5 separate regions of the Homo sapiens genome follow, and regions 2, 3, 4 and 5 are each linked to region 1. Evidence: chromatin loops called from intact Hi-C (ENCODE). Cell type or tissue: PC-9. All regions are shown on one strand.

Evidence for each region. A loop is a pair of places that touch in the nucleus more often than their neighbours do. Peaks named below come from ENCODE experiments on the same cell type or tissue, not always from the same donor. Only the 100,000 strongest peaks of a DNase experiment are listed, where the experiment ranks them.
Region 2: it touches region 1 in a loop (15-fold over the local background); 93 of 110 quality-filtered maps call a loop at or near these places.
Region 3: it touches region 1 in a loop (14-fold over the local background); 88 of 110 quality-filtered maps call a loop at or near these places.
Region 4: it touches region 1 in a loop (15-fold over the local background); 6 of 110 quality-filtered maps call a loop at or near these places.
Region 5: a loop joins it to region 1, with 16 times the contacts of the local background. A loop is called at or near these places in 74 of 110 quality-filtered maps.

What each region holds. Positions count from the first base shown.
Region 1 is chr6:158,219,004-158,224,003 of GRCh38, reverse strand. No RefSeq gene overlaps it. Among named protein-coding and RNA genes, the nearest start is that of GTF2H5, 53 kb to the right of the region's middle. In PC-9, a CTCF peak has its summit at 2,981 (motif pointing left); DNase peaks (open chromatin) are centred at 2,943 and 4,483; H3K27ac peaks cover 1,579 bases.
Region 2 is chr6:158,603,559-158,608,558 of GRCh38, reverse strand. TMEM181 (transmembrane protein 181) reads right to left here. Exons shown (of 17, transcript NM_001376852.1): 7 at 3,212-3,292; 8 at 1,216-1,315; 9 at 96-226. Among named protein-coding and RNA genes, the nearest start is that of MIR7161, 3.6 kb to the left of the region's middle. In PC-9, a CTCF peak has its summit at 3,073; no DNase peak of the experiment used is centred here.
Region 3 is chr6:158,689,539-158,694,538 of GRCh38, reverse strand. The region is part of intron 6 of SYTL3 (synaptotagmin like 3); the gene reads right to left. Among named protein-coding and RNA genes, the nearest start is that of SYTL3, 42 kb to the right of the region's middle. In PC-9, a CTCF peak has its summit at 2,986 (motif pointing right); no DNase peak of the experiment used is centred here; H3K27ac peaks cover 110 bases.
Region 4 is chr6:159,132,236-159,137,235 of GRCh38, reverse strand. No RefSeq gene overlaps it. Among named protein-coding and RNA genes, the nearest start is that of FNDC1, 35 kb to the left of the region's middle. In PC-9, a CTCF peak has its summit at 2,299 (motif pointing right); a DNase peak (open chromatin) is centred at 2,315; H3K27me3 peaks cover 224 bases.
Region 5 is chr6:158,516,612-158,521,611 of GRCh38, reverse strand. No RefSeq gene overlaps it. Among named protein-coding and RNA genes, the nearest start is that of TMEM181, 41 kb to the left of the region's middle. In PC-9, CTCF peaks have their summits at 2,684 and 2,884 (motif pointing right); DNase peaks (open chromatin) are centred at 2,941 and 3,251; H3K4me3 peaks cover 1,139 bases; H3K27ac peaks cover 1,377 bases.

The DNA of each region.
Region 1 (5,000 bases):
GCTGGCAGCCGAGGGTTGTCACATCTGAGCCTGAAGACTACTATAGCTGAAGCATCATTCACTGGACGTGACTTCTCTCAAATAGTGATCCCCTTAAATGCTTTGGTCTTATCTGTCGTGTAGAATCTGTTCTATCTGGTTTTGTGTTTGTGTTCACCACCACTTGGAAGAACTAACTGAGACTTCTGAAGAATAGACGGTCACATGGCCTGGGTTCTCATCTGTGCCGCCACCTGGGCACACCACTACATCTCTCCAGCCTCCATTTCAGAGTCTATGAAATGGGCAGGGGGCATTGTTCCCTGACCCTTCCCAACTCAAAAGCCCTGTAGCTCTTTAAATTCACTCATATAAATATATATAGGGCTCTTTTCTGACCCATGATTTTGCTGTAGTTTGGAATATTTATATCAACCTCCCATAAGAAGTATCTTGAAAACATTTTTTTAGGGCCAGGCGCGGTGGCTCCTGCCTGTAATCCCAGCACTTTGGGAGTCCAAGGCGGGTGGATCACCTGAGATCAGGAGTTCAAGACCAGCCTGGCTGATCTGGTGAAACCCTGTCTCTACTAAAAATACAAAAATTAGCTGGGTGTGGTGGTGGCTGCCTGTAATCCCAGCTACTCTGGAGGCTGAGGCAGGAGAATCACTTGAACCCAGGAGGTGGAGGTGGCAGTGAGCCGAGATCGCACCATTGGCCTGGAGCAAGACTCTTGCACCGTTGGAGCAAGACTGTGTCTCAAAAAAAGAAAAAAATAAACAAACTTTTTTTTAGAAACAGAGTCTCGTTCTGTCACCTAGGCTGGAGTGCAGTGGCATGCTCTTAGCTCACTGTAGCCTCCAATTCCAGGGCTGAAGGAATCCTCCCGCTTCCGCCTCTTGAGTAGCTAGGACTACAAGCACACACCTCCATGGCCAACTAATTTTTTAATTTTTTGTACAGATGAGGTCTCAGTCTGTAGCCAAGGCTGGTCTTGAACTCTCGGCCTCAAGCAATCCTCCCACCTCGCCCTTGCAAAGTGCTGGGATTATGGGGATGAGCTGCCACACTTGGCTCCCAATTATATTTTGTTTTTCCTCAGCAAGTTCATCCAATGTAAATTTCTCAAGCCAGGAGGGCTATAAAGAGAAAAACAAACAAAATAACAGCAACAACAAAAAAACAAACTGGGGCATTTTAAAGTTAAATTTCTTTCTTTCTTTCTTTTTAATAGATAGGGGTCTCAATATGTTGCCCAGGCTGTTCTCAAACTTCTGGGCTCAAGTGATGTTCCTGCCTCCATCTCCTAAAGTGTTGGGATTACAGGTGTGAGCCACGTGTTAGGCCCTAAAGTTAAATTTCTATCTCAATGCCATGCTTTCCTTTTTTTCCCTTTCGCCCTCCCCCACCCTTTTCTTCCCTTGACCGTGAATCCAAGATATACTTGATAACCAGTAAAAAGTCACTAACAGGACCATTGTTCAAGCATTTATTTTGGAGGAGTCCACCATAAATTTTCTGAGAATATAAGGATAGCAAATACTGTTGGTTGTACCCGCAGCCATTCTCCCGACTTGCTTGCTAATGAACCCTAGTTTATTAAGATATCCGCGTGTATCCATATCACAGTCCACTCCAGGAAGCCTGGCCACATCCCCACATCCTGATTGGGCTGTGCCAGTGGTTCCCACCATGTGGTCCCTGGCCCAGCAGCAGAAGCAGTCATGGGGATTGTTAAAAATGGACATTTTCAGGCTCCATGCCAAACTTCCTGAATGAGAGCCCTGCTGTTGGGGGCCTGAACAGTCCGTGGTTTAACACACTCCACAGGTGATTCTGATGCACACCAAGTTTGAGAGCCATTGGTATAAGCAAATCCTGCCAATGCTATTCTCTTTCCTTAGAAACAGGCAAATGATCCAGTTCTGGTCAGTTACGCTCGGGGGGGGTACCGTACTGGGAAAGCCTTTCAGAAACCGTTTCTTAGCCTTTATTTTTTTAATTTTATGTATTTTTTTTTTCAGATGGAGTCTAGCTCTGTCACCCAGGCTGGAGGGCAGTGGTGCAATCTCAGCTCACTGTAACCTCTGCCTCCCAAGTTCAAGCGATTCTCCTGCCTCAGCCTCCTGAGTAGCTGGGATTACAGGCACATGCAACCACGCCCGGCTAATTTTGTATTTTTAGTAGAGACTAGAAATGGGGTTTCACCATGTTGGCCAGGCTGGTCTCGAACTCCTGACCTCAAGTAATCCACCCACCTCGGCCTCCCAGAGTGCTGGGATTACAGGCATGAGCCCCTGAGCCCAGCCCGTTTCTTAGCTTTTGAAAGAGGCATAAGGACTCTCCCTTTCAGGGGGTCTTTGGGTCAAATCGTTTTCATAATAATAGTAAGATGTCATTTCCACTCTCACCTCTTGCGAGTGTACGCTGAACTCTTCCAGAGGCTATGTGATGATGTGCAATGTACAACAGATTGCATGAGAAGCAGATAGGAGAAACCGCCTGTCCTCACTGGAGCCCACATCAAAGACATGTAAAAATGTAAAACAGTGCCACCTTCTCACTAAATTTTTTATATAGTTTTTTAATAATTTTTAATAGTTATATAAATTTATTTGTATAAGTTTATATAGTTATATAAATTTATTTGTATAAGTTTATATAGTTATATAAATTTTTTATAGTTATTTTTGTCATAAAAATGTATGGTGTATGTTAACGTAATAGATTTATTATTTTTTAAATAATAAATCAATATTTTAAAATTTTCAGTTTATTATTTATAAAATGGTAAATATTGATTAACATTACATATATGTATTTTATATATATATATATTTTTTAATTTTTTTATTTTTTTATTTTTTTTTAAAGCTCTTTGGCGTCTTGGTTTTTAAGCCTGTGATAAGGAAGTAGTCCTGAGTCGGAGAACCGCTCCTCCAGGAAGGCTGCGGTGCCCGCGGCTGCTGCTGCCACCTTGTGGCCGTGAGAGGACACAGCCAACACAGTGAGGCCGGAGGACCAGAGACAATGGCCAGGTCACTGTCCCTCTGAAACAGCCAACCTGTGTATGTGCCACATGCCTTCACCATCTTTAAACCTCTTGTTCTCTGAGATGAGAAACTCCCTTGTTCCTTAAACAATTTTAGGTTGGGCTTTCTCGTACATACAAAATCTTCCCAGCTGTTTCAAGTTTGCCCTGAGGACCTCAGTAATTTTTTTTTTTTTTTGGCAATGTCTCCTTCTGTCACTCAGGCTGGAGTGCAATGGCACGATCTCGGCTCACTGCAACCTCCACCTCCCGGGTTCAAGCGATTCTCCTGCCTCAGCCTTCCGAGTAGCTGGGATTACAGGCGCGCACCACCATGCCCGGCTAATTTTTGTATTTTTAATAGAGACGAGGTTTCACCATGTTGACCAGGCTGGTCTCGAAGTCCTGGCCTCATGTGATTTGCCCACCTCGGCTTCCCAAAGTGCTGGGATTACAGGCCTGAGCCATTGCATCCGGTCCTCAATGACTTTTCTATGCACTGTTTGTTACCAGGTCTTTGTGGATGATGACACTATTTTCCAAATGAAGACACTGAAGCCTTAAGACAAAACTTTAAAAAAAAAGATCATAGATTGAAATGTGATAAAGGTGTCATTCATGAAATTAACAGAAATCATCAGCACTGTAAAAAAGCAGATGTCAAAAAGACAAAACCTAGTGAAAATACACTGGCACTCACATGCTCTTAGGAAAGTAAGCCTTCTAATTAGGACTGTGTGCCATTATCACTTCTATTTTGCAAAATTGTCCATTTTTATGTAAATGCTAGCCATTTTCAGTTTTACTCAGTAAAAAACTTAGATTTTGTAACTGCAAACTTCATACTCTGCAACTGATGTTTATTAATAGGACCAATGGATACAAATGTCATGTCATAACTTTATACTGTAATTAAGCATTGCTCCAAAGAGAATCACTTAGCAGACACTGAATAAATAAATTTTGTTATATTAAAAAAAAGCCACGCACTGTAGCTCAGCCTTGTAATCCCAGCAATTTGGGAGGCCTAGGTGGGAAGATAGCCTGAACCAAGGAGTTTATATATATATGTATTATATAACATATATAATACATATGTTATATATGTTATAACTGGGCAACACAGGGAAACGCCCATCTCTAAAAAAATTTTTAAAAATTAGTCAGGCATGGTGGCACAGGCTTGTAGTCCCAGCTACTCAGGAGGCTGAGGTGGGAGGATTGCTTGAACTTGGGAGGTTGAGGCTACAGTAAGCCATGATCATGCCATGGCACACTCCAGCCTGGGTGACAGAGCAAGACCTTGTATCAGAAAAAAAGAAAAATAAGGTAAACAAAACAAAAAAAATTAGATGGAGGAAGATAATCTCTGAAAGACTTAAACATTTAAGTATTATATAAGTATTAGACCACAAAAGTAAGCAATCCCAGCAGTGATTTATCTATGTCGAAATAATCTTACTCACAGCTGCAAAATCATGCAAGTGTTTTGGGTATTGCAGCAGAGACAGCTAATTGTACACCACGAGTCCTCTCATGTGATAGAACTGTAACCAGGAAGTCTCTGCCCAGCAAGAGACTGTATTTCCTAGTACCTCCCTACCTCCAAGTGGAGCCATGTGACTGATACTTGCAATCGGAATGATGTATCTCACTCCTGGCCAAGGCAGTTAAGAAATGGGTGTGTTTCTCCACATGTTCTCTTCCCCTGCCAGCCAGCTAGGTGTAAAGAACTTGAGGCCCTAGAGAATGAAGCCACCAGATGGAAAGGGCTGGGATTCCTGAATCACTTGTGATGGAGGGCTGACTACCAAGAAACATCTACATGGGACTGCTAAAGGAGTATAAAATAATCCCAGTGAAGTGGGAGCAGAAAAAAAAAAGTTAAAAAATAAAGACAAAAAACAGAAGAATAAAAACAATTTTAAAATTCCATTTTGTGAAGTCTCTGAAAACTACGCTAATATTAACATAGATACTAAGCTATTTT
Region 2 (5,000 bases), 380 kb before region 1:
CATGGATAAATTCACCTTTCTGGGCTGTCCTCAGAGTTCGGGAGGGAGGACACAGTCTGGAACCTCCCCCGGCAGTGAGGGCGGCTCCGGCTCACCTGGACACGAATCCCGTGGTACACGCACAGCCAGAAGAGCAGCAGGGCGCACAGGAACATGGACTGAAAGAGGTCATCCAGCATCCCTGGGAGCCAGCTGTTGACCAGGAAGGAGAGGGGGAAGAACGGATCTGGAACACAAAGGGCAGAAATCCATGTGGAAAACAGGCCCGCCAGCACCTGGCAGACAGCACCCCATACCTCTGCGGGGTCAGCACCTAGCAGAGAGCACCCCATACCTCTGCGGGGTCAGCACCTGGCAGACAGCACCCCATACCTGTGCGGGGTCAGCACCTAGCAGAGAGCACCCCATCCCACTGCAGGGTCTGAGCTCACTACCAGCTTTTCTCCCTGGTCAGAGCCAAAGGAAAGGTAGTGAACCAATGGCTATTTTGTTTTCCAAAACACCTAAAAGCCACTGAACAGATTGCTGCACTGATCACGACAGAGCGCCGTATGCCACTGCCATCAGCTCCTCCCGGAGCCTGGGAGTTCCGACTGCGGCAGCTCGGGAAGCAAACACTTTTGGAGCAGGAAAAGAGGAACAGCCAGCCATGTCTGGCCACCTTCAGCCAAGTTCCAGGACTGCTGTGTCTGTAGCACGTCCAAGTTTTAACTACCGAACAGCCGCCTATTTGTTAGAGAGCCAGGCATCTGCCCCAGCTCGGTGGAACATGGCTCCTGGGGTGGCAGGGAGCACACGGCTACATGTTCCTTCTGGGGCTCCCTACGGGCTCTTCTGGGCCTAGGCCATCTCCAAGATGGCTTCCAGCTTTAGTTTTGTTTTGTTTTAAGAGACAGGGTCTTGCTCTGTTATCCAGGCTGGAGTGAAGTGGTGTCATCATGACTCACTGCAGCCTCAGACTCCTGGGCTCAAGCAATCCACCCACCTCAGCCTCCCAAGCAGTTGGGACCACAGGCACGCACCACCATGCCCAGCTAAATTTTATTTTTTGTAGAGTCTTGCTATGTTACCCAGGCTGGTGTTAAACTCCTGGCTTCAAGCAGTCCTCCTGCCCCAGCCTCTCAAAGTGCTGGGATGACAGGCACAACCCTGCACCTGGCCTCCAGCTTTACATTTTAAAGGGAAAAGTTCCTAAGTAAAAATGGAACTACCCACCATTGTAAAGTAGCAGCAGAGGCAGGAGAACAGACATCCACTTCTGCTCGATGCCCCAGTCTCTCATGGAAAATTTCCGGAGGGAATGCGCAAACAGGCACTGCAAACCAAATCAGGCCTCCAGTTACTGCCTTTGCTCACACCTTGCCTGCAGCCTTTGCTCACACCTTGCCGGCATACCAGGTTGTCTTCTCTAATCAATGGTCTAGGTGCCCCACTAAGAGTCGCTGCCTTAAGCCCTGGCTGAATTGCCTACTGTGTCCTGGAGGCCATCAGTGACAACCAAGACAAGGTTGTTACTTTCTGCAGAGAAGCCACAGCTAAGACAGGTTCCGAGCTGTCCTCACAGGAGCAGGAAAGGAGAAGGAACGTAATCCCTGCAAAAGGAAAGAGGACCCACCCTCTCACCACCACGGCGAGGAAAACAAGGCCCACTTCCACTGGGCCTGCTCCAGAGAGCCAGCACTCAGACGAACCCACCCAGGACACAGGCCACATCTGTGGGTGTGACAGGAGCCTCATGTTCCCGGCAGCGCAACTGCTACAGATGGCAGCAGCTTCCAAGATGGTGCCAGGGCTTGCCCATGAAAAGCCAAGAGAATGTAGGAGTCTTGTAACAAAGGTCAGAGGATGCGTTTCTTTTCAAACACCTCCCTGAAGAAGGTGTGTTAGGCCCATGGAATAAGTTTCTTTAAACTGCTTTAAAACATTATATAACATAATTTTTAGGCCAGGGTTTTGTTGTTGATTGTTTTCGTATAATCTGATATAAGCCAACAGTTTTCTAGGCAATGTGGGTTTCCTTGCCTAGGGACCATCTTCCCTCTTTTTAAGAACATACTTGGGGCCCTGAGTAATAAATAGCTCTTTGGACTCCAGAGTGTGGCAGGAGAATCTCAGGGCATCAGAGAGCCTTTGAGAAGAAGCAAGTGTTTCTGGCTGCCCAGACACAAATAACAGCTTTCTACTTTCATTTATGAAGCTCACTGCGGGAGCCCTGAGATCCTGGAGGCCCTGGGCTGGGCGTAAGCACCACAACCTGCAGCTCCCTGTGGCTCTAGCGCCCACGCCCTTCCCTCCAGCTCCCTGTGGCTCTAGCGCCCACGCCCTTCCCTCCAGCTCCCTGTGGCTCTAGCGCCCACGCCCCTCCCTCCAGCTCCCTGTGGCTCTAGCGCCCACGCCCTTCCCTCCAGCTCCCTGTGGCTCTAGCGCCCACGCCCTTCGCTCCAGCAGAGCACCCCCTCACATGTGCACGCGCCTGTGTCCTTCCATGCACAGTTACTCTGAAAAATACCAAGTGTTCCTGGGTGGACACATTTCCTAAATGTCACCTCCCCACCATCCCGCACAAGGACAAGCAGCTGATGCAGGCAGAACGCCACACTTCGGGCGGCAACAGATCACTAAATGAAGCACACTTTCCCTTCCTCCAATTTACCAATTCTTATCTTTGCAGACTGGGGCTCTGGGGGGGCTCCCTTGGGCTTCTCAGGGTAAGCATTTCCCCCAAAGTCATGTGGGTTTGTGGACACAAACCTCAGATCCCAAACGAGCCCAATGCCTGCATTTCCAAAACACTTCTCTTTGGCCTTATTCCTGAAAATGCCCAAAAACGCAAAGGACTGGCACAACTATAAAAATATAAAATATAAAAACCCAAGAGCATGCTGCATCTGCACTCAGAGAAGCTCATTCAAGTAAGGCAGCTTCCTTCCACACAGGTGAAATGGCACTTTTCACCGCACATGATCAACATTTACTTAAAAGTCACGGACGTGCACTCTACAGAAATCCTGAATACATGATACCACATCATTTTTTCTTGCACGGCAGCATCTCGGCAGACACACAGAGTTGTAATATCAGCACAGCCCACTGGATGGAGCATCTGAGTTCAGATCAATCTCCATGTGGCTTGCACCGAAGATCCTAACTGCATAAACCAGCTTCTTCCTGGCTGGGATCTGCTGCGGTCCATCAGGCGAATGGTACTCACAGTGACGATGAAGGTGAGCACCACAAAGAAAAACCGGAACCAGATTTCCAACCGGGAGAAGGCAGGGTTATAAGTCTTCCACTAAAATAGAAAGTGGAGAAAACAATTTGAAAAAAATATATATGCATCTAAGAGAAAATACACCAGATTACTAATAGTTATCTCTAGATGAGACAATATATACACATACACACACACACACACACACACACACACTTTTTTTTTTTTTTTTTGGATATGGAGTCTCGCTCTATCGCCCAGGCCGGAGTGAAGTGGCGCAATCTTCGCTCACTGCAACCTCCGCCTCCCAGGTTCAATCACTTCTCCTACCTCAGCCTCCTGAGTAGCTGGGATTACAGGTGCCTGCCACCATGCAGGTTAAAATTTTGGAACATCCTACATGTTCCAAAATTTTAACATTTAGTACAGTTTACTTTTTTATCAAAGGACACAGACATAAAAAAATCTTAATTACCAAGAGCGAAAAATAATTTCAAATGTTGTTACATGGATAAATCCGACAAATTATTTTATAATCATAAAAGCATTCGGATCTTATATCTCACATCAAAAATCAAGCTTGTCAATCTCTTTATTAGAAATAGTCATACTTTCCATCAAAAGAAAGTTTTAAAAGATGTAAAAGTGCAACTAGAATGTTGTTACAAAGTTTAAGTAAAACCTTTAAGTATGAATGTGAAAGCAGAAGAGTGAGCTGCAGTTGAAGGAGTCCGTTCTCATGCTGACTGGACAGTCCCACGTGTGCCAAGTGTGCACTGATGGAGCCGAGGACAGGGGCACTGCTGCTGACAGCAGAGCAGAGGCTAGCCACCACCAACCTAAGCACGAGCCAGGTCCATAACCAGACCCCAGAACACTGTGCTCACAGGGCCAGAGAGCCCCATCATTCTGATGCATTGAATTAAAGTCATCTGAGCAATTTAAAAAATCCACTTCAGTACAAATAGAGTTACAGATTTACCTAAAACATCACGCACACACACACACACACGCATGCACGCATGCACAAGGATGATTTAAGACACTGGACCTGAGGAAGCAATGAAGGGTAGTAACCTCTGACTGATGGGAAACAACAAGGGGTGCCCCTGGTGGCCCCACATCATGGAGGGGAACCCAGGCAGAGCCACGGCTGGGAGTCCAGGGAGACAGGGCTGGCCCGAATCCACAGGACAGAGTGCTGGAAAGGAGAGCTGTACAGAGAGAGAACGAACCTCCCAAAAAGCCAGTGCCTGGCACCCACAAGACAGAGAAGAAACTCACCATCAAAGGGCATTGGGTAGCATATGCTGAATGCTTTTGCCTCAGCGTTAGGAAAAAATAAGCCTCAAGACTTCATGCTGCTTTGGCCCCACCTAGCAATGTTGAAAAGCAAGGCCAGAAAAGATCAAACCATTTCCAAGGAAATTAACAACGTCCCAGAACAAAGCTCAGGGATATTTATAAGATATAAAACCTAGCAATCAATAATGTCTGGCATTGAACCAAAAGTACCAGACACACCAAAAAGCAGGAAAATACAAACCATATGAGGAAAAAAACAACGAATCAAAACTGGCCCAGAAATCACAGATGACAAAATTAGCAGATAAGGAAATAAAGCAGCTAGATGAAAGATTTTTGTGTTAAATAAAGACTTGGAAGATGATCAACAGATTAGACACGACAGAGATTGGTAAATGTGAAGGCACAGCAATAGAAGCTATCTAAAATAAAACTAAAAAAAAAAAAAAAAAAACCTGAAAAAAAATCAACATAGCATCGGGAA
Region 3 (5,000 bases), 470 kb before region 1:
CAGATCACTTGAGCCCAGGAGTTCAGGACCAGCCTGGGCAATATGGCAAAACCCCGTCTCTACTAAAAATAGAAAAACTAACTGGGCGTGGTGGTGTGCACCTGTGGTCCCAGTTACTTGGCAGGCTGAGAGGGAGGATTGCTTGATCCTAGGAGGCGGAGGTTGCAGCGAGCCAATATCACTCCACTGCACTCCAGCCTGGGTGACAGAGAGAAACTTCATCTCAAAAAAAGAAAAAAAAAAGAATAAAATCAAGAGCCTGTCTCAGGAAGATTATTATCTAGAAACACAGGGAGAAAGCAAAAAATTTTGAAGGGCAAGGTCTTATTACATTAATCATAAAATCTGATTTGATAGTCTTGGCTCTACTTAGTTTAAATGGACCTGTCTAAAAATCTCTGAGACACGAAAAGCAATCCAATCTGCTGGGAAAACACTACCAAGACACACACTTCTTTTAGTGGTGATGTGTTTATCTTTCCTCTTAAGGAGAGTAGTAACAAAATATTCAAGAATAGGATCCACCTTTCCTTTAAAATAAAAGCAGGCCAGGCACAGTGGCTTACGCCTACAGTCTTAGCAATTTGGGAGGCCAAGGCAGGTGGATCACTTGAACTCAGGAGTTCGAGACCAGCCTGGGCAACATGGCAAAACCCTGTATCTACAAAAAAAAAAAAAAAAAAGAAAAGAAAAAGAAAGGCTGGATGCAGTGGCACACCTGTAATCCCAGCACTTTTGGAGGCCGGCGCAGGTGGATCACTTGAGCTCAGGAGTTCGAGACCAGCCTGGGCAACACGGCAAAACCCTGTCTCTACCAAAAAGAAAGAAAGAAAGAAAGAAAACGAAAAGAAAGAAAGGCTGGATTCAGTGGCACACCTGTAATCCCAGCACTTTTGGAAGCTGAGGCAGGTGGATCATTTGAGGTCAGGAGTTTCAGACCAGCTTGGCCAACATGGTGAAACCCCATCTCTACTAAAAATGCAAAAGTCAGCTGGGTGTAGTGGCATGCACCTGTAATCTCCACTACTCAGGAGGCTGAGATAGGAGAATCGCTTGAAGGGAGGCAGAGGTTGCAGTGAGCCAAGATCGCACCACTGCACTCCAGCCTGGGTGACAGAGTGAGACTCCATGTCAGCAGAACAAAACAAAACAAATTAGCCAGGTGTAGTGGTGCATGCCTGTGATCCCAGCTACTTGGGGGGCTGAAGTGGGAGAATTTCTTGAGCCAAAGAACTTGAGGCTGCAGTGAGCCAAGATCCCGCCACTGTGCTCCAGGTTAGGTGACAAAATGAGACGCTGTCTCAAAAAAATAAAACAAAAGTCTATGTAAAATTTTTAAAATTTTTATCTGGGAAATAAACATGACTTCATAAAGACATCCTCTTAGGAGTATAAGCACACATAAACTATGGACTCCATTTGTAATTCAAAGAAAGCTTTACAGAATCATCCTTGTGGAATCCATTGGATGAATTGCAGGGATGAGGGGTGTTTACTGAGCAAACCAACGGAGAGGAGAGGCAGGCAGGGCACTGGGATAGAGTCAGCTACGTATTGACTGACACCTGCTTTTTTTTTTCTTTTTTTTGAGACGGAGTCTCGCTCTGTCGCCCAGGCTGGAGTGCAGTGGCACGATCTCGGCTTACTGCAACCTCCACCTCCCAGGTTCATGCCATTCTCCTGCCTCAGCCTGCCGAGTGGCTGGGACCACAGGCGCCCACCACCATGCCCGTCTAATTTTTTGTATTTTTTTTTTTTTTTTTTTAGTAGAGACGGGATTTCACCACGTTAGCCAAGATGGTCTCCATCTCCTGATCTCGTGATCCGCCCTCCTTGGCTTCCCAAAGTGCTGGGATTACAGGCGTGAGCCACCGCGCCCGGCCTGGCACCTGCTTCTTTTAATTCATGAGCCTGAGTGTTTCAAGCCCACACAGCCAATCTGATGCCGTCCTCATAACCCTGTGATGGGACGGATCATGTCTAAACTGCCCATGCAGAAGAATACAACTTAGAAAAGTCACTTGAAGAACTCAATCACGTTTACTGCTGGGAGGGAGGGATAAAGGTCATTTTCCTTCATAATTATAAGATACAATAATTAACCTGGTTAGTTACATGATGAATCATTGAGAGCATTATCAGAGGCTATGTTAAGCCTTAGCCTTTCTAAATTATTTTATTTCCCTAACTATTAGAAATACAGTGAAAGTCTGAGTAGACTGCTTATCTATTACATTTAACCCTTTTTTTTTTTTTTTTTTTTTTTTTTTTTTTTTTTTTTGAGACGGAGTCTCGCTCTGTCGCCCAGGCTGGAGTGCAGTGGCACAATCTGGGCTCACTGCAAGCTCCAGTTCCCAAGTTCCCACCATTCTCCTGCCTCAGCCTCCCAAGTAGCTGGGACTACAGGCGCCCGCCACCACGCCCGGCTAATTTTTGTGTATTTTTAGTAGAGACGGGGTTTCACCGTGTTAGCCAGGATGGTCTCGATCTCCTGACCTCGTGATCCGCCCGCCTCGGCCTCCCAAAGTGCTGGAATTACAGGCATTAAGAAATTACAACTATTTCTTAACTTAAGAAAGTTTAATATTGGCCGGGCGCGGTGGCTCACGCCTGTAATCCCAGCACTTTGGGAGGCCGAGGCGGGCCGATCACGAGGTCAGGAGATCGTGACCATCTTGGCTAACACGGTGAAACCCCGTCTCTACTAAAAATACAAAAAATTAGCCAGGCGTGGTGACAGGTGCCCGTAGTCCCAGCTACTCAGGAGGCTGAGGCAGGAGAATGGCGTGAACCCGGGAGGCGGAGCTTGCAGAGAGCCGAGATCACATCACTGCACTCCAGCCTGGGCGACAGAGCGAGACTCCGTCTCAAAAAAGAAAAAAAAAAGTTTAATATTAATATTGTCATCTTTCTGCTTTTAAGCTTGTACATCAAGTAACAGAATGTCATGGTTGTTAAAAAAAAGAAAAAAAGTAAAAGAGGTGCATTTACAGGGAGGAGCCAGAAGAGGGCATCATTTCTATACGCTTAGCAGATGCCAAAAGAGGAGAGATGAATTTTCAGCTTGTTTTCTAGTTATTAGTGATCTAAAAAAGTTCTATCATAATTGTTTACTAATTTTGTTACTTTACTTAAAGTACATTAAAAAAGTTACTTGGGGAACTGTTAAACAGTCACTTTTTTTTTTTTCTTTTGAGATGGAGTCTCAGTTGCTGCCCAGGCTGGATGCAGTGGCATGATCTTGGCTCACTGCAACCTCCGCCTCCCAGGTTCAAGCGATTCTCCTGCCTCAACCCCCCGAGCAGCTGGGATTACAAGCGTGTGTCACCATGTCCAGCTAATTTTTGTATTTTTATTAGAGACAGCGTTTCACCATGTTGACCAGGCTGGCCTCAAACTCCTGGCCTCAAACGATCCTCCCACCTCATCCTCCCAAAGTGCTGGGATTACAGGCATGAGCCACCGCCCTTAGCCAAACATTCACTCTTGAACCCCATCTGGCCCCACCAAATTAGAACCTGTGTGTGTGAGGCCAGGAAGGTTGAATTTGAATCAGTTTGCAGCTGATCCTGGAGCGTGGGTCCAGGAACCACATTAAAAACCCTCTGCACGGATTGCCAAATGCCCGTGGATGGAGGCACAGAAGGTGATGATGCCAGGTTGTCCTGGGGAGCTTCCTAAAGGCAAGAGAGCCTATGAAGGTCTGGGTGCTTTGATAATTCGAATGTACTACAGATGAACCACCACGGTGGCATCAAAGAAATTATTTTAAGACCACAAAACTAAATATCCAGTTATGAAATTTTAGGGGAAAAAGCCAGCCTATAATCAGAAAAATTTTTAAATAAATCAAAATATTTAAAATTTTTTGTACTATCGCTCTACAAAATGAAGAACTGAGGCTCATTTTTTCTTGTTTTTAAATTGTTTTAATAGTTGAAAAAATAGCACAACACATATTACCACAATTTATTATTCTTCACTAGATTCTTATAGCATGTCTACTTCCAAGGAAATCTGGGGGGCATTTTATCTTAAATTGCACATATCCAATAAGATCATCAAAAGAGAAATAAGTAAAAGCTAATAAAAAGGAAACTGGGTGCAGAGGGTGTAATGATTCCTGGAATTACTGCAACTGAATGTTACATTTAGCTTTAGGTTTCCCCGTGTCAAAAAGGGAAGGATGTCTACATTTGTAAGGTGCCTACTCAGTGCTGGGCACTGACAATGGACACTACTCCCTCTAACAGCACTTTTTGTGGCCAAATGAGCAGATCCCTGCTCAATTTATTTATTCACTTATTCCTTTACTCATAGCTCCTGCTCTCAAACATTCAAAATCTGGCTAGGGCCAAATTGCCAAGAGTTGCAGGTGAAGGAGAGGGCACCGTGTGTCCTCTATGAGACAGCACCCGCTGGAGCGCAGGGCTGGGCACAAGGAGAGTGGTGCCCCACGCTGTGCCAATCAGTGGCCCTGGGTTACAACGCAATGGGAAAGGGAATGGTTATGTAACAAATGGTACCAGGAACATCAAGGATTGGGAGGAAAAAAAATTAGATAGGGCCTCCTGATGATTGTAAAGAGTTAACATGGTGGCTCAGGCCTATAATCCCAGCACTTTGGGAGGCCAAGGCAGGCGAATCACTTGAGGCCAGGAGTTCAAGACCAGGCTGGCCAACATAATGAAACCCCGTCTCTACTAAAAATACAAAAATCAGCTGAGCATGGTGACATGTGCCTATAATCCCAGCTACTTGGGAGGCTGAGGCAGAAGAATCGCTTGAACCTAGGCGGTGGAGGTTGCAGTGAACCAAGATTGCGCCATGGTACTCCAGCCTGGGTGACAGAGTGAGACTCTGTCTCAAGGGGAAAAAAAAAAAAAAGTTAAGTAAAAATTAGAAGAAAATTAATGTGGATATTTAACCTATCACAGGATAAGGAAGAAGTCTCGAAGCATAAAAGCAAAAGAAATTATACGGGAAAAGGAGATTTGCCT
Region 4 (5,000 bases), 910 kb before region 1:
TGTTCAGCTGCAAAGCAGGGAGATTCCTAACAAGTCCTCAATTATGCCCCCTCCCCCCAACTGCAACATGACTTGGTGGACACTCCTGTCAAGAGGTGAAGTATGTCTTCACCCCGCTTGAAGCTGGGCTTGGCCAGTGGGACATCAACAAGGTGACAGGTGAGGGAGCCTTGCCCCAGCACCGCATGAAGGAGGAGCCCAGGCCAGTCAGCCAGCCGGGGGATGAGCCACACGTTGCCCTAGCTCCCATCGGCCAACCACAGGCCACAGGAGGGTGCCATCCTAGACCACCTGGCCCAGCCTGCCCACCAAGTGGTGAGAAATTATCAAAAGCCATTGTTTGGGGGTGAGTGGATAATGCATACATGACAGGAGAGGGACTATCTTAGTTTGCACACGCTCTGTCACCTTTGCCTACACACTCCCTGACACTGTAGATAGAGGACTCTTAGGTCCTAGAGATAGGTGGCCACAATTTCAAAAACACTCAGCACATTCATAGCTAATTATCCTGGAACTTGGAAGCAGCAAAGGCCCATGTTTGGGGATTACACTGGAGTCACATAATGTCTGAGAGGCCAAAATGACTCAGGAATACCCCACTCCCAACTTGCAGGGCCCCCAGATGAAGTATCACTCACTGCCTGAAAAACACAGACTCTACCCAGAGCTGCTGCATGTCCCACACGTGAGGAAGCTGGCCTCGCCTCCAGTGTGGATGCACATATGTGTGTGCACACAGACACACGTGCACGCCTGCATACATGCATGTGCACACACTGGTGTATGCACAGACTGTGCACAAGCAGGCACACACTTCCATGGCGGCAGTGCTTTGGCACGTGCAGCCCCATTGGTGACGGGTCCCCTGGCCTGGCCAGCCACAATAAGAGCTTGCTGCTTTCCAAGCCAAGGCAAATCGTCAGCGCTGGTGGCAGAGAAATTGCTCTCCAGCTCTGAGAGAAGGAAACCCCAGCCTCGGGGATTGGGGGGTTTGATTCTTCCCAAAGAGCCCTTATATGCTATAAGACCTCATGAGCAGTGTGTCTTTCAGGCCACCCTCCTCCTGAGGCTCATATGCCATATTCTCCCACACAGAAATGAGCAGTGACCCCTGGACAGATACACCTGAGACAAGGAGGACTGGGGCTTCCTTCTTGACTTCCTAGGAGACTTTCAGAAAGGTTACTGCTGGGATACAAAGAATGAAAACAATGAAAAACAGTGACAGCTTTGCCTTGCTACACTATCCGTTAATTATTTACATTTCCATATACGTCTCTCCTCTCCCCACTGCATGTAATTATAAGCTGTTCTTGGGCAAGAATCACATAATTTTAATATTGTTAAGCAAAATGCTACAGACAACATGAAATACATTGTGACTTGAATCAACATGAAAAGAAGTAATTAATCTCAATGTCGATTATTTTTAAGTGATTACAGATCCAGTCTCCACCGATAAAAGGAAGCAAAGAGTGGAGTTCATCAATACCAAAATAGATTTTCTTGAATCCAGACAATTTGGATGGCCTGGTGGAGAGAATGCAGGACTGGGAGTTTGAACACCTGCTCTATGTGTGCATTCCTGGGTCTGCCCTCAATCAAATACATGATGCTGCTACACTGACATATTCATCTGGACCTCAGTTGCATCATTTGTTGTTCACACAAGCTCAACACTTGACCCAGTGTTAAAGGGAAAACCTGCAGACCTCCACATTTGAATTACTTCATTTTTACTGTAATAACACATAAAAATACACAATTATAAAATAAGGTGTAAGCTGGACATATAGCGCTTAAGTATCACCAAAGTACATTTTTAAAGTAATTAGTAACAACACTAAAATCATTAGAGTTCAATTGGCCAAACTAACATGAGAGAGGATGTCGCATTTCTGAAACTGAATTGCCACCCATCACTGAAGGTGGACTGAAGGCACAAGCCTTTTGCGCTGGGCTTGCTTATTCCATAGTGTGCTGCGGTTTTCGAACTGCAAAACTTTTACTGGTACAGGGAGCCCAGGCTGTGCTGGCAAATGTGAAAACAGAACTGCAGTGCAGGACGTGATTGGAAAGCAATCATCCACATCTCCCATAAGATGCTTATATTTTCACTTTCATCAAAATTTAAACCAATTTTTAATCTTGTAAAGAATTCAGAGGCTTTCCAGATTGTGTCACAATAGTCTAGCTGGGGAAACTCTGTAATCACAGACCTGTAAGGACCTTCAAGATTTAACAATCCATTCTGCTCAAATTTAACCTTGTGGGAATCGTAGAAACATCCACTGCAGGGCATGGATCTACCACCAGAGGGAAACAGAGAGCCATCGTGGTAAAGAAGTGGTGGCAATAGCGACAGCCTCCTCCCTGTTGGCAAAGAGCTACTTGGGCCAAGCTGCACGGCCATTCTCCCCCATGGATCCTAAAACAGTTCAACTACAATATGCATGTGGTGGGTATGCAACTAATACATACAAACTCATTCCTTTAGTCAAATAAGAGGGTTCTCTCTTTTTATTATTTTCTCTTGATTTACTTGTTTATTGAGCAAACTTTGAGTGCCTATTGTGTGCAAGAAAAGGCAAGTCTGGGTGTGCACTCAGGACTCAGGCTGCCCACAGAAATCTGAATTGATTTCTAACCCGAGCTGAGGTGACAGCTCTCAGAGGTTCTGTCTCCAAAATTCCCTAGTGAGGATCTTCGCAAAGCGCAGGGTCTTTGCGGTGGAAAGGCGGGAGGGTGTTTGAAACAGCAACAGGAGATAAGCGGGGTGTGTGGCTGAGCTGGGAAAGGAGGGGGCATGCTGCTTCGGCTGCGACCAGGATTCGTCTCTATAGAAAATAATCTGTCTGAAATACCATTCGGCCCAGCAATCCCATTTACTGAGTATACACCAAAAGGAATAGAAATCGTTCTGCCATAAAAACACATGCATGTGTGTATACATTGCAGCACTGTTCACAATAGCAAAGACGTGGAATCAACGTAAATGCCCACCAATGGTAGACTGGATAAAAAAAAATGTGGTCCATATACACCATGGAACACTATGCAGCCATAAAAAGGAACAAGATCATGTCCTTTGCAGGGACGTGAATGGAGCTAGAGGCCATTATCCTTAGCAAACTAATGCAGGAACAGAGAACCAAACAAGGCATGTTCTGACTTAGAAGTGGGAGCTAAATGTTGAGGACACATAGAGGGGAACAAGAGACACGGGCCTATCGGAGGGTGGAGAGTGGGAGGACAAAGATCAGGAAAAATAACTAATAGATACTAGGCTTAGTACCTGGGTGATGAAATAATCTGTACAACAAACCTGCATAGTTTATCTGTATAACAAACCTGGACATGTTCCCCTGAACCTAAAATGAAAGTTACATTTAAAAAAGAGAAAGAAAGAAAGAGAGAGAGAGAAAGAAAGAAAGAAAGAAAGAAAGAAAGAAGAGAAAGAAAGAAAGAAAGAAAGAAAGAGAAAGAAAGAAAGAAGAGAAAGAAAGAAAGAAAGAAAGAAAGAAAGAAAGAAAGAAGGAAAGAGAAAGAAAGAAAGAAAGAAAGAAAGAAAGAAAGAAAGAAAGAAAGAAAGAAGGAAAGAAAGAAGGAAAGAAGGAAAGAAAGAAAGAAAGAAAGAAAGAAAGAAAGAAAGAAAGAAAGAAAGAAAGAAAGAAAACGAACTAAGGAAGAACTCTGCTTTCTAAGCCATTCATTCAACCCACCAAGCAATTCCTGAGTGGCAGCTGTGTGCTCCCATGTGGTAGGTGTTTGGGTATAGAAAATGAGGAAGATATGTAAGACAAGCTCCCCATCCTCACAGAGCTCCCCATGATCTGGCTCAGCAAACAAAACCAATATGTGAAAACACGAGAGAAATCAATACTAAGCGGATGCTGGAGAAAATGAAGGTGTAAGGAGCCGGGAGGAAGGGCAGGACACCACTGTGAATGACGAGCGAAGGGGCACCAGGGAAGATGTGGTGGAAAGGAGCAATGGGGATCCTAATACCTGTAATGCAGCCCCTGGTGGGGGTGTGATGTAGCTTTATAAGAAATGTCTGTGCAGCCACATTGACTTTCCTGGGGGAAAATATCATAGCCTTTGTGGCAGGGAGGTGGCTGAGGCGAGAACCAGGGCTGGTCAGCAACAACACCCACATTGCAGGAGCCATCCCTCAGCCCTGCCTCGCAGCCTTCCCTGTTGTGGCTGGAACCCCAGGGGCGTCCCGTGTGGACTGTGGCCAAACCCTTCCCGTGTGTCCTGCCCACAGCCACCCGCCGCCCCTTCTGCCCTCGGTGCTTGCTCCAGCCCCCGGTGCCACAGACTCCCTGCCGCTGCCACAGGCGTGGGGTGGAGGGCAGGGCCTCCTCTCCATTTTCCGGGGCACTGCGCCATCTCTGCCTCCAAAGCAGGATCGCCTGATCGCCTGGGCCCCAGGCCTCACAAAGCCCAGCCCCTCACAACTCCTCCCACAGGTGCCCTCTCTGGAAGGGTGCCAGAGCCTTCCCGTCCCCTGCCTTGGACCCTCTCTGCCAGCTTCTCTGCCCAAGCCCCCTCTCTCTTCCAGCCACAAGACAAAGCCTCATCTCTGCTTTGCACCAGAAATCACAAAGTATCTTTTTCTTCTGTGTGGCCCAGGGTGGGAAATGGTTGTTCCTGGATCCTGTCCATGAATCTGACCTTGACAGCAGTTTGTGTACCCTGAAAGGGGCCAAAGTAAAAAGAGAGGAGGGTGAAGAATCAAAATCAATGTTGCATTCAGAAGTCAAGTGCATAGAGAGAAGCTGCTCCAAGAATGACCACAAGCGGTCTAATCTATTTACAAAGTTTTGTGTCAAGAGATAAGTCCCGGCCTTTGGGTAGGAAAGTTTGGTAAAGCTGAAATTATGGGAAATTATGGTTTTGTTTCTTTAAACTTGGAGTTTCCACTCCCTCATAAACATCCATTCTTTCAAAAAAAAAAAATAACAATTACACACCTAGAAAATTCCAGGCAT
Region 5 (5,000 bases), 300 kb before region 1:
CTGAAAGTGCCAGGCTCTCTTCCCCCTCCCCTCCCCTCCCCTCCCCTTCCCTTCTCTCCCTTCTCCTCCCCTCCCCTCCTCTTCTTTTTCTGAGACAGGGTCTCACTCTGTCACCCAGGCTGGAGTACAGTGGCGCAATCACAGCTCACTGCAGCCTCAAACTCACAGGCAAGCAATCCTCCCACCTCAGCCTCCTAAGTAGCTAGGACTACAGGTGCATGACACCATGCCAGGCTAATTTTCATATTTTTTTGTAGAGATGGGGTTTCGCCATGATGCCCAGGCTGGTCTTGAACTCCTGGGCTCAAGTGATAGGTCCACCTTGGCCTCCCAAAGTGGTGGGCTGACAGGTGTGAGCTGCTGTACCCGGCCTATGCCAGGCATTTCTTTCTTTCTTTCTTTCTTTTGAGACGGAGTCTTGCTCTGTCACCCAGGCTGGAGTGCAGTGGCGCAATCTCTGTTCACTGCAACCTCCGCCTTCTGAGTTCAAGTGATTATCCTGCCTCAGCCTCCTGAGTAGCTGGGATTACAGGCGTGTGCCATCACTCTCGGCTAATTTTTATATTTTTAGTAGAAATGGGGTTTCACCATGTTGGCCAGGCTGTCAGGGTCTTACTCTGTCACCCATGCTGGAGTGCAGTGGTGTGATCACTTCAGTGAGATGGCCTGTATTTCCTTTGTGATTGGTCCTTGTCTTGTTTGGGTGTCAGTGTCATATTGATATGTTATTTTGAATATTATAACACTTTGCCCTTATAGTGAGGGAGAAGTGTTTCCTCTTTTTAATTTTCTGAAAGTGTTTGTATAAGAGTAGAGGAACAAGTTCCTTGAAAGTTGATGGTACTAATAAGTAAAACCATTTGGCTTGAAATTTTCTTTGCAGGAAGATTTTCTACTGATGACTACATTTCCAAGTTTTCAAATCTACAGCATACAATTGTGCATAGTCTTCTTATTTTCTTTCTCTTAAAAAGATCTCTCTCTGAAGTTAGATTCCACTTCTATTCCTCATATCATACTTTTGTGCTTTCTTTTTTTCTTCCTACATCATGCCAGATATTTGTCAAATCAATCTTTTCCAAGAACTAACTTTGACATCATGGACCCTCTTGAATGTATTTTCGTTTTTTATGTTCATTAAATTTGATCTGGCCAGTTGTGCTGGCTCATGCCCATAATCCCAGCACTTTGGGAGGCTAAGGTGGGTGGATTGCTTGAGCTCAGGAGTTCAAGACCAGCCTGGGCAACATAAGAGACCCTGTCTCTACAGAAAAATACAAAAATTAGCTGGGCATGGTGGTGCATACCTATAGTACCAGCTATTTGGGAGGCTAAGGTGGGAGGATCTCTTGAGCCCAGGAGGTTGGTCAAGGCTGCAGTAAGCTGTGATCACACCACTGCACTCCAGCATGGGTGACAGAGTGAGACCCTGTCTCAAAAACAAAACAAAACAAAACAAAAAACACAGGTTTTTTAATCTTAAAAATCAGCCTAGTTGCTGAATGGAGAGTGGCCTGGGGGAAGAGGGAGCTAGAAGTCCGCAGGAGGCTGCTGAAGAGGCAGAAGTGAGAGTGAGTGCTGGCCCAGGTCAGGCAGCAGAGGGAGAGGAGGAGCTCTTGCAGGAGAAGTGGCTGGGACTTGGTAGTGGCTACTGTGGAACAGGAGGAAGGAGAGCGAGGGGTCCAGGGCAGCTCCCTGTCATCTGGAACAGCTGCGCACCCTTCCGCAGGGGCCCCAGAACACCACACACTGGGTGGAGAGGATGAGTTGGTCTGGGAGACAGGGACTCAGCAGTCTTGGAGGTAGAGAACCAGCTGGGACCATACCCTCTGCAGGGCAGGGCTGTTGTCCACTCTGCGTAGCTACCCATCTCCTCCAGGCATCGCAGTGATTGGCATGCATTAGACACTCCATAAATATTTGCTGATTAATGAAAGAACCACCAAAAAAAATCTGTGTCCTGAAATCTCTAGCTGAGTGCCTCAGCCTGCCTAGACTCAGCAATGCTGTGTAGCCCTCCAATCAGAGTCTGGGCTTATGCTGCCCCCCAGCACACACCACACACAGCCGGGAGGTGCTGCAGGCGGCTCTCCCTGCCTCGTGACAGCTGAGGGTGACATTTCCAGGAATCTTGAGAGCCAATTTTTAAATACAGTCATTATATAAAATTAAATTGCTACTTAAGGCACATCTCTTTCCAACTCCTCCTTCAGTGAGTCTGGTGGGAATATTTATACCATGGAAATCAGCAAAAGCCACAAATCAGGGTTGATTTCATTTCATTGTTTTAGTCTAGGCTCTAGACTTAAGAATGTGATGAAGGCAGTGTTCATAATGCAATTTAAATTAAAAATGTGTCATATCTGCACCATCACATTGTAAACAGCACAAAAGAATCGAGATCTGATCTTCAAAAACTATTATCCCATTTAGCAAAGAAATGGCTTATGTCATTAATGTATGAGTAAAGTTCTAACATATGTTTATGGTGTTTCACTGAAGACACATTTTCGTTGTTTCACTTTTGTCTTGCTCAAAAATGTAAATGAAAATAACCAACATTCATGTTGAGGCTACATTTGTTTACCAATTACAATCTTAGGTTGGCTGCAAGACAAACATTTGGCAAAAATCAACAAAAGCATTAGCTATTAAGTCTGGCTATATGGAGTTATAAGAAAAATATTGTGTATTTTGTTATTGTAATTGTGTACTACACATCCTATATAGCAATACAATTTATAATGCTCATGTAAGGTATATTTATTCATTCCAAGTTTGTGTGTTTCTGGAGAGCTGGTTGTTAGCTATTTACCAACACACCACTCCACTTGTTTGCCAATTTATAACCTTCAGCTGAAAGTATTGTTCTCCTGAAGAGGGCACCAGAGGGGACGGAGCCCAAACAACAGAGAGCACTGCACGGGGAATTGGGGAGATGCTGTTTACCCAGCAGCAAGGACCTGGCAGGCTGGATAGTTTCAGTGTGAACACGAAGAAGGCTGAGTGCTGATCAGGGTGCCGTTTACATTTTATACTCACCACCTTCTATTGCGAGGCTCACTGGCACTGGTTTTGTTTATTTCCATAAACATACAATAAAATGATCCTCCAGATCATCTTCGGGAACCTGGACAAAGTCTGGACAAAATGAACCCATCTTCGGAGTATCATCTCCCTCATGGGAAGGTGACTGCAAAGGAGAAAGGAAGTTAAAAGCAAAGGTCGGGGCAGGCGCAGCCGCGCAGCCTCACCCGGGCTCGTCTGTGACTCATTTCCCTGGAGGGGAGGCTTCTATCTGAGGTGCTGGCTTCTGCTCCCTGGGGAGCCGGCGCTTGTTCTCTGTGGTTCAGGATGCTTCAAGGAGCGATTCTCAAAGAGGGGCTGCGGCCTCATGGCTCTGAGATTTGCTCCTGACTCTTTTTCAACACACACTGCCTGGATGAGAGGAAAGTCACTTACGATTTTCTATCTGAGATTTCCCCATCTTTTAACTGGGACCAAACCTTTGCAGGGGAGGAAACATTTCTTTTCCTCATCCATCACTAGGGTCATGACCAGGGCCCCCATTAACAAGAGAAAACCATACAAATTTTATTTAATACAGCCATGCACCTCATAAAGATGCTTCAGTCAACAACAGACTGAATATGCAATGGTGATCCCGTATGACTATAACACTGGATTTTAGTTGTCCCTTTTCTATGTTTAGATACAAAAATACCTCCCATTGTGTTTCAGTTGCCTGCAGTGTTCAACACAGTGACATGCTGTGCGGGTTTGCAGTCCGGAAGCAATCAGCGGCCCCACAGAGACCAAGTGTGCCGCAGGTCATGCCTCTAGGTCTGTGTAAGTGCACTCTGTGAGGTTCCCACAGTGACAAAACAGCCTAGTGACACATTTCTCAGGACATCTCTCATTGTTAAGTGATGCAAGTTTTACATGACATGGGAACCTTCAGAAATGAGGACCCAAAGACACAGACACCTGTTTTTTTGTTTGTCTGTTTTGAGATGGAGTCTCACTCTGTTGCCCAGGCTGGAGTGCAGTGGGACGATCTCAGCTCACTGCAACCTCTGCCTCCCGGGTTCCAGCGATTCTCCTGCCTCAGCCTCCTGAGTAGCTGGGATTACAGCTAATTTTTGTATTTTTAGTAGAGATGGGGTTTCACCATGTTGGCCAGGCTGGTGTCAAACTCCTGACCTCAAGTGATCCGCCCACCTCGGCCTCCCAAAGTGCTGGGATTTCAGGCGTGAGCCACTGTGTCTGGCCGACACCTGTGTATTTTTACGCTGCTAAGTCTGATGAAGAAGTCGACAGGTGTGAGGGACAGTGGGACAAAGGGGTGTGATCCCTTGGGAATAAGCTGGGGGACTCCGCAGTGCCCGTTTGTGCAGGTTCTTCTCTGTACCCCTGTGTCTTCAGAGATGGAGACATTCCTCTCCTCTGGGGGCAGGGAGGGCACCTGTGGAACAAGGGTCTTGGGCCTGCTGCAGGGGCCAGGGGATGTGGGGAAGGTGAGAGTGAACTTCCTGCTTCTGCTGTTTTCTCAAATGCCAAGGTGCCACATTCTGGGGTGTGTGTCCTGAACCCCGTCACCTTCCCTGAGAAGGGCTTGTGGGGTCTTCCTGCTGTCAGAACAAGCTATACTGTGGTTTGCGAACCTGCTGTTACATGGAGTTGGCTCTGGGTGTCATCTTTACCTTTGCCTTATTTTTGGAGACTACAGATATCCAAATGGAAAGAAAGGAAAGCCATCCGTTCTTGCCATTTAGTTGAGAGAAAACCTTGGCTAATGAGATGATGTTCAGCTGTGTCTCTACAGGTACTGAGGATTTTTTAAAAAGTACCAGGCTCGGGCCGGGCGTGGTGGCTCACGCTTGTAATCCCAGCACTTTGGGAGGCCGAAGCGGGCGTACCATGAGGTCAGGAGTTCGAAATCAGCCTGACCAACATGGTGAAACCCCGTCTCTACTAAAAATACAAAAATTAGCCGAGAG